2 separate regions of the Homo sapiens genome follow, and region 1 is linked to region 2. Evidence: read pairs that join two places in POLR2A ChIA-PET (ENCODE). Cell type or tissue: PC-9. All regions are shown on one strand. Links, peaks and the distances in the headings refer to the core of each region. The heading gives the core; the rest is flanking DNA. Region 1 has its middle 12 kb from the start of ZSCAN20. Region 2 overlaps ZNF362 (zinc finger protein 362).

Region 1 (4,382 bases), core at 152-4,151, 190 kb before region 2:
AAAACTATCATTTTTTGCACCTTCCTATGTGCCAGACAGCTTGATAAGCACTTTTTTTTTCTTTTTTTCTTTTTTTTTTTTTTTTTTTTGAGATGGAGTCTCTCTCTGTCACCCAGGCTCTGGAGTGCAGTGGCATGATCTCAGGTCACTGCAAGTTCCACCTCCCGGGTTCACACCATTCTGCCTCAGCCTCCCAAGTAGCTGGGACTACAGGCGCCCACCACCATACCTGGCTAATTTTTTTGTATTTTTAGTAGAGACGGGGTTTCACCTTGTTAGCCAGGATGGTCTTGATCTCCTGACCTCGTGATCTGCCTGCCTCGGCCTCCCATGCACTTTTTTATGTATTTATTTTTATTTTGAAACGGAGTCTCACTCCGTTGCCCAGGCTGGAGTGCAGGGGTGAGATCTCGGCTCACTGCAGCCTCTGCCTCCCAGGTTCAAGCGATTCTCCTGCCTCAGCCTCCCGAGTAGCTGGGACTACAGGAGCCTGTCACCACACCTGGCTAATTTTTGTATTTTTTGGTAGAGATGGGGTTTCAACATGTTCAACATGTTGGCCAGGCTGGTCTCGAACTCTTGATCTCAAGTGATACACCCACTTGGCCTCCCAAAATGCTGGGATTACAGATGTGGGCCACCATGCCCAGCCTGATAAGCACTGTAAACAACATAACCAGAAATGTTTTATTTCCCAGAATTCCCTCTTTTGGCTACCCAGAATTCCTTTTACTAATAAAAATAACTAGCACTTGTTGAGAAGATACTGTCTGCCACCACTACGTTCTCTCCTAATCCTAACCACCCAGTTTTTGTGTGCGTGTTCCCCCTGACCCCAGTTCTCCAGATGAAGAACTGCAGCCCAGGGAAGACCAGTGACTGGCCAAAGTCCTTGAGACAGTTTCTTCCTCTGCAAAAAGTGAGAAAACCTCAGTTATGACTTCCCCATTTGGGCATCCAGGGGTTAGTTGGGGTTTGACTGCAAATTCCTTTGTTGTCATTGCCTTTGTGACTTTGGTGTTTTCAGATGTAATTCCCAAAGAGCCTTGAGGAAAGGGTGCCCTTGTTTCCTGTTATTCCAAACATCATGAGAATAGGCAGAGAGGTCTCAACAAGAGCTGTAGAACAAGGAGATATTTTTATTCATCCACAGAACAAATGGGAATGCAGCCAGGGGCAGCCGGGCAGAACTTTCAGAGATTTCCCTATATATAGACCTGCAGGGAGGCAGCAGCATCAGCCCTTTTGGGGAAGTGAAAGAGGCCAGGCTGAGAGTAACCCAATTACTCTATTGTCTGAGTTGGGGTTCCTTTTCTGTCCAGAAATAGAAATTCAGACTACCCAGGCAGAATTTGTTGGGAGGGTGTGTGGGTGTTCACGGAACCCTAAATCAGCTGGGCCTGGAGAAGGACTGAAGCCAGGGAGTGGAGCCATCAGCCAGGCCATAGTTTCACTGTCTCATCTCCGCTTCAACCTTCTCTTCTCTCCATAGAAGAGGAACAACAGGTTGAACTAAAGCCAAAAGCCAGCTGAGGTGGGTGCAGAAGCTCCTTTCCTTCCTGATCTAGTCCTACTCATCCCCCACCACCCATCACCCCCTAGACCTGCCTGACCTCCCTTCCCATGTTGATGCTCTCCCCACTCCCAGCCCCCTTGGGATCCACTGTGGGAGCTCAGAGGGAAGGAGAAGCCAGCTAGGAAATCTCTGTCCATGTGATTCCTGCTCTATCCTGTGAGCTTGCTGAGATGCTCTGCCTGGGAATGACGGGGTTCTCGACGGTCCTGGGAAGAGAAGCAAAATATTCTCTCACTCAAGGGAGCAGCAAAACACACCACTCTCCCATCCCCAAAAAGGGCTCGTAGGTTGGACTCTTAGGAGTCATCTGGTCCTGGTTTCTCAAGATCTTTTGTCCTTTTGGCCTGCAGACTTTATTATTTAGAGTCCCCTCTTTAGATCATGTGAACAAGGTCTGTTAGACATTCACTCTGTTCATTTATTCAGGCCACAGCTATTCTGAGCTGGGCACTTCTCAGGCAAAGGCGGCAGAGTGCCTGCTCCTGGTGGATGGGGATGACAAACCTGTAACAAGAGCAGTGACTCAGATGTCTTTTTGTTTCCTCTGCCAGCAAGCCACACTTCCTTTTAACAGGTAAGCAGCTACCATCTGAGCTCTTCACCTGCAAGACTTCAGGAAATCCTACCACGTTCTCATTCCCGAGGATCTCCAAGAATTCTTACAAGTTCCACCAATTCACTGTGGTGTCACTTGTCACCTCTGTCTGCCCCACTAGACCCTGGTCTGGTCTCTGGCAGAGCCTGCCTCTGGACCTTAACTCCCTCATCTGCTGCTTCTAATTCAACTTTGCCCAAACATAAGCATATTTCCAGGGAACACTAGGCTCCCTTCTCGCCTCTGCATTCTCTCCCTAGGTGATCTCATCCAGTCTCATGGCTTTTAAATACCATCTATTTGCCAATAACTTTCAAGTCACTGTCATCAGCACTGACTTTTCCCTGAGCTCCAGACTCATACCCAACTGCCTATTTGTCATCTTCACTTAGAGGTCAAACAAGCAATTCAAAGTTAACTTAGTCAAAGCAAACTCCTGATTTCCAGCCCTGCCGTGTCCATCCCAACCTGCTCCCCTCCAAGTGTCTCCGTATCAGGGGAAGTTTCAGCACACAGCATGACACCATCCACTTAGTTGCTCCATCCACAAACCTGAAACTCATTCCCGATTCCTCTCTTTGCTCATCCCCAGCAGCTAGCCCTGTTGTTGACACCACATCAGGACCTACCCTGAATCTGCCCACATCTGTCTATCTCCATGGCTAGGCTCCTAGGTCACAGGGCCATTAACTCTTGCCTGGATGATGGCAATGGTCTCTTGACTTGTCTCTCTGCTTTCATTCTTGCCCCCTGCAACCCATCCTCCACACAGAATCTCGAGTGAGTTTTTAAAAATATACCATGGCTGGGCGCAGTGGTTCATGCTGGTAATCCCAGCACTTTGGGAGGCCAAGGTGGGAAGATCACTTGAGGTCAGGAGTTTGAGACCAGCCTGGCCAACATGGTAAAACCCCATCTCTACTAAAAATACAAAAAAAAAAAAAATTAACCGGGTGTGCTGGCAGGCACCTGTAATCCTAGCTACTCAGGAGGCTGAGACACGAGAATTGTTTGAACCTGGGAGGCAGGGATTGAAGTGAGCCAAGATCGCACCATTGCACTCCAGCCTGGGAGACAAAGCGAGACTCTGTCTCAATAAATAAATAAATAAATAAATAAATAAATAAATAAATAAAAATATAAACCATATCACAGCACTCTCTTGCTTAAGCCCTTCAATGGCTTCCCATCACATTTATAATTTTTTTTTGTCTGACCTACAATGCCTTACCTGAGCTGGTTCTCACCCACCATTGAATACCAACCATGCAACTCCCCCCATCTCTCTCTCTCTCTTTCCCAACACACTTGGCCTTCTCTCTGCTGATCAGAAGGGCCACGCCCACCTCCACCTAAGGGCTTTTGCAGTAGCTGTTCTCTTTCCCTGGTAAGCTCTGCCCACCTGTGATGGGTTTTTGCTTTTGTATTCTGGAAGGTTTGTTGTTTGTAGATGTGTCTGTGTGTATGCATGCGTGTGTGTGTGTGTGTGTGTCTGTTTTTACTAACCATGAGTTAATGCTACAAGACTGATGGTTTTAAATATGAGTCACCACGTTAGGAACTTTTGCCTGAGACAAAACAATACTCCCAGGACATTGAGAGGCTCTGTTCTCCCACCCTATTTTCTTAGCAGATAGCATGACTTTGAACCTAAAACAAAATAAAACTCTTTGAAGTCTTTCCAACAATGAAAAGACATAATTTGGTAATAATAACAATAATATGAAAACAAAATAGAATTTAAGACAAATCATTAAGTGATTAAAGAGGATCATGTGGAAATAATAAAAGCTCTATTACTAGAGCCACAAAACACACACATCAAAGCTTTTAGAACTATAAGGAGAAGGTGACAGAAGCACAATTGTAGTTTTTATTTATTCACCCAACAATGTGCCAGGCACTGCGCTAGGTGGTGGGGAATAAGCAGTGAACAAAACATCTAAAATTCCTGAGACTGTGGAGCTTACTTTTAATGGGAGAAAACAGACAATTTTTAAAGTAAATATACAATATATTATATAATCATGAGTTATATGGTGAAAAATAAAGCAATGGGCCGGGCACGGTGGCTCACGCCTGTAATCCCAGCACTTTGGGAGGCTGAGGCAGGCGGATCATGAGGTCAGGAGATCGAGACCATCCTGGCTAACACAGTGAAACCCCGTCTCTTCTAATAATACAAAAAAATAGCTGGGCGTGGTGGCGGGC
Region 2 (4,382 bases), core at 271-4,270:
CACAATCTAATCTCAATATTTTAAGAAAGAAATTTTAGATGAATTATCTCTTGTGATCTTTACTTGAAAGTAGGCACAAGAGGTATTATTATACCATTTTATCAGTGAAGAAACTGAGGCTCAGAGAGAGGGGAAGGAGGAGACCTGTCCAAGGCCACAAAGCGAAGGTGCCACAGTCAAAACTAGAAATCAGATTTGCTCAAGCTGGTTCCTCTGGGGAATTTGCTTTGCAAACCCTAGTCTTTGGAAGAGCAAATGCCCATATGCAAATGGCTCAATATCTATATGCAAATGTCCTTACCCCTCACTCCCAGCCTGAGGGCCAGTTTGGGTCAGAGCACCCTCCTCAGGTGGCTGGGGCAGCTCCTGCCCTCTATCAGCCCCCCTGCTCCTCCATCCACAGGCACCAAGATGCTCTTCCCTCTGCCCACCAATCCCTTACAGCCCAACACAAGAAGTACTTCCTGCCTGGAGTTCTCCCTGAATGCTCCAGACCCCTGGGACATATCCTTTCCCAGAACAAACTCGAAACAATAATTATGGTGAGGAGGCTGCAAGTTACCAAGTGCCTCTCTTGTGCCAGGCACAATGACACTGAAAGGCAGGTAGGTACTCTTATCATTCCCATTTTATAGCTCAGGAAACTGAATTCAGAGAGGTGGAGTGACTTGTTCAAGGTCACACAGCAAGTAAGCAGAGAGCTGAGATTCCCACTCTAATCTGCCTGACTCTGAAGTCCAGCTCATCAGTCCCTTACGTATTCAGGGGAATGACGCATCCTGACCACAGGCTTGTGAATAAACCCTACCTTAGGATGACACGGCTGCGACCCCACAGGTGAGCACCCGCTCACACAGCAGTCTCAGGACCTGTCCCAACCCTGCTACTGTCCACAGGGGGAAATGTGGAGGGGACCGAGATGTAAAGCCAGGGTAAGGAGGCTCCACGGCTGGGGGCAGGGAGCTTGAGAATTGGATACACCTGTCCTGTTCATCTGGGTATCCCCAGCACCCAGGCCCAGAGGTTATCAATAATGTGAGTTGCATAATGGAATGAATAAATGAAGTAATAATAATCAGAATGACTTTAAAGACAATCCCATACAATTATCTAGCACTGCTCACAGTTTACAAAGCTCTTCTGTGCCCACTGGCATTCTCATCAGAACCTCAGGAGGATGGCAAGCAAGGAAGAATTTTCACCCTGATTTCACGGAGGAAGAAACAAGGGCACCAGGAGGGAGGCACCTTGCTCAGGCCACATGCATGAGAAACAGGAAGCAGCACTGTGATGTGATGCTGGGTGCTAGCTCTCTAAGCCTCAGGTTTCCTCCTCTGTAAAATGGGGTGAAACAGGCTACCCTGCCTCACTCCTGCCCTGGCCCAGGACTCTGCCCACTGCACCTCGCTGCTTCTCAGACAGTTCTGGGAGATCCGTCTTTTCCTCCTCTTCAGTTCAGTTCAATGCCAAGTTCAGAGCCACTACCCTGATCAGGAGGCTATGGGAAGAGGGGGTCTTGCCCAGGGTACCACAGCTGGGATAGAACATCCTGCCACTTATCAGACCCCTGGTCAGGCAGGGGCCACCCTTCACCCTAGATGGGCCCCAGATCACTTAATCTGATCCACACCACCTTTGCCTGATTTCTCTGCATCATTTTCTGGCTGGTTCTAAGTAATTTAATGATTCAGTCAGTGACCCTAGTCCTGGTATCTACCTACTGTGTGACAGGCACAGGGAAGGCAGGGCAGGGGCCAAACATTTCCTGAGCTCTTCCTGCGTGTCAGACACACTGCTAGGTGCTCATCAACAGCATCTCATGTGAGACTCCCAACATGCCTTTGAGGTGGGTATCCCCTGTGCAGCCCTGGGACCTGTACAAGAGGGTGGGCCCTGGTGAGAGGTGAAGGGGTAAGACAGCCAGGGCCAGGCCAAGCCACTCAGACCTTGTCTAAGGGAGGGGCTTGAAGCCAGAAAGAGACATGGCCAGAAGTGTGTTCAGGACAGAGGGACAAGGCAGAAGGACATTCCTGGAAGAGGTCACAGCTTCAGCAAAGGTGTGGAGATGTGAAAGCACAAGGCAGGCTTGGGACAGTGAACAGCACCCAAAGACACCAAAGAGAGCTGCAGACCAGGGAGGTGGGGAGACACAGGGCACTGAATGCCATGCTAAGATGTTGGGTTGGAATGCTGGTGGTGAGAAGGTGGCAGGAAGCATGCTGGGCCAGGGGAGCAGTGAAGCAGAGGGGACTATCTGAGGACCTGGTGAGGGCAGGGGGTGGAGACAGAACAGCCACCCGGGGGTTGAGTGTGCATACCAGAATGGGCAGAGGAAACACGCTGGTGGCCAGGCCTCAAGCACGACAAAAGCCAAGACTCTCTACTGTGAGCCCCAAGACACAGGGCTGATCCTTACAGGGGAGCAAATGTCATTTTGTTTCTCTTATTCTAAAAGGTGAAAAACAGTGGATGGGCGGATGAACGAAACGCCCCTTCCAGAAAACGGCCTGCTGATGGCAGCTGGCCCATCTATCAATCTGTCCATCCATTCATATTGGACAAATCCTCTGGGCCAAACTGGGACCAGCGCTGGGGAACCTGAGCCAACTGGAAAGAACTCTGCCCTCCCCGAGCCCCAAGCTAAGTGAAGGAAGCAGACAAGTGAGCCATAAGCTTCTGCAAAGAACTCTCACCTATAAGGCCAACCACACACCACCGTGGCCTCCCTGAGGTCAAAGCTTATGGCCCACCTTCCAGTCCTGTCCTCCATGGCCTCCCTGCCACCTGGCCCCTTGGAGAAGGCCTGTGTACCATGACACCTGGCTCCTCACTTTCTCAGCCTCCTTTACAGTCCCTAGCCTCTCTTCCCCACCAATTCAGCTCCTCAGGACAGAGCGGGAGCCCCCTCTCTCCCACCAGCCTCAGTTCCCTGGGTGGCCCAACCACTTTAGAATCTAAATACCAGCCAAGCCCGAAGTCCCCACCTCCAGCCAGGCCTCTCCCTGACAGTCCCTTTGGCCGACTCCTGGGCTGCTCAGACTCTGCAGGCCTGAGCTGGACTTAGTCTTCCCCTATGCCATGCACCTGGTCTGGTCACCCCCAGCTCACAGCGGGACATCCCCATCTGCCCAGATGCTCCTGCAGACACACAGTGATCTACCGCACATCTGCCCAGATGCTCCTGCAGACACACAGTGATCTACCACACATCTGCCCAGATGCTCCTGCAGACACAAAGTGATCTACCACACTCGCCCTCCCTCCCCACTCACCTCACACCCATCTCAGCCATGTCCTCAGGATTCCAGTTCCAAAATCTCTCTCAAGCCCACCCACTCTTCTCCAACAGTCCCAGCCACTGTCGCCTCACCAGGACTGTGGAACAGCCCGCTCTGTTTGCAGCCCAACATACCCGGGTTCCAATCTTTACTCCAACTCACCAGCTGTGTGATCTTGGGCAAGGCACTTGCTCCTGCCCCCCATGTAAGGGATTAGCAGCCCAGAGCCAGGGACCTGACCCAGCCTGGAGAGGATCAGGGAGGACTTCCCAGGGGAGGTGATGCCTGCCTTGGGTCTTAAAGGATGAGTGGGAGTTAGCCAGGCAGAGAAGAAGTGGGAGCATTCCCAGCAGAAGCAACAGCTTGAGCAAAGGCCCCCCAGGCGAGGAGCCCAACAGTGTGAGGGGAGCCACGAGCGTTCGGTGTTGCCTGGCAGATGGGAGATGAGGCTGGAGCCAGCAGCTGGGGCCAGACCTTAAAGGCTGCTCCCTGACTCCTAGGCCTGAAGGCTAGACTTGAAGCAGTGGGTGATGGGACAGAATCTGTGGTTGAGAAAGGCCCCTCTGAGTGCCCAATGTAGAGGGGACTAGAAAGGACAGGAGAAGAGGCAGTGGGAGGCCCCTGGGGAGCAGAGCAGAGAGGCAGGGGCTGCGCCTGGGCCAGGGAGGAGAGCGGCCAAAGAGGCCTGAAGCTGGAGGCCAAGGAAGCATGCAAGGTGACCCCCACAGTGGAGCCCAGGAGGCCCACTGCATACCAATGCTGACAAACACAGCCACAGGAACATGCGGACAGACAGCACCAAACCCAGACACAAATGACAGATACAGACCTGTGGCCCCAAATGTGGACTGATGGGGACCCAGCAGCTGCCGTGAGGAGGAACCCACAGCCACCACGACACAGGAGGCCGCTACAGGAGGGTAAGCACACACCTCCCCCAGGGCAGACCCAGAGGGTAGCAGCGGGGGCACTCAGGGAAGGTGGGACGAACACAATGCTTTAATCCCCCAAAGAACAAACCCTCATTGACAGAGTGCAACCTGGAATCACAGGCTCCTTACCTAGAGTGTCCTTTCCCACTTGGTGAACTTCTACTCATCCTTC

Evidence for each region. Peaks named below come from ENCODE experiments on the same cell type or tissue, not always from the same donor. Only the 100,000 strongest peaks of a DNase experiment are listed, where the experiment ranks them.
Region 1: POLR2A ChIA-PET joins it to region 2 with 5 read pairs; 4 of 35 experiments call an interaction of 5 or more read pairs at or near these places.

The regions. Positions count from the first base shown.
Region 1 is chr1:33,458,055-33,462,436 of GRCh38, reverse strand. No RefSeq gene overlaps it. Among named protein-coding and RNA genes, the nearest start is that of ZSCAN20, 12 kb to the left of the region's middle. RefSeq lists enhancers at 1,345-1,424, 1,545-1,594. In PC-9, for the core only: no CTCF peak of the experiment used is centred there; DNase peaks (open chromatin) are centred at 2,116 and 3,596; H3K27ac peaks cover 2,068 bases.
Region 2 is chr1:33,270,570-33,274,951 of GRCh38, reverse strand. It overlaps ZNF362 (zinc finger protein 362), which reads right to left. Exons shown (of 9, transcript NM_152493.3): 2 at 4,340-4,382. The coding sequence starts at 4,377. Among named protein-coding and RNA genes, the nearest start is that of ZNF362, 16 kb to the right of the region's middle. In PC-9, for the core only: no CTCF peak of the experiment used is centred there; no DNase peak of the experiment used is centred there.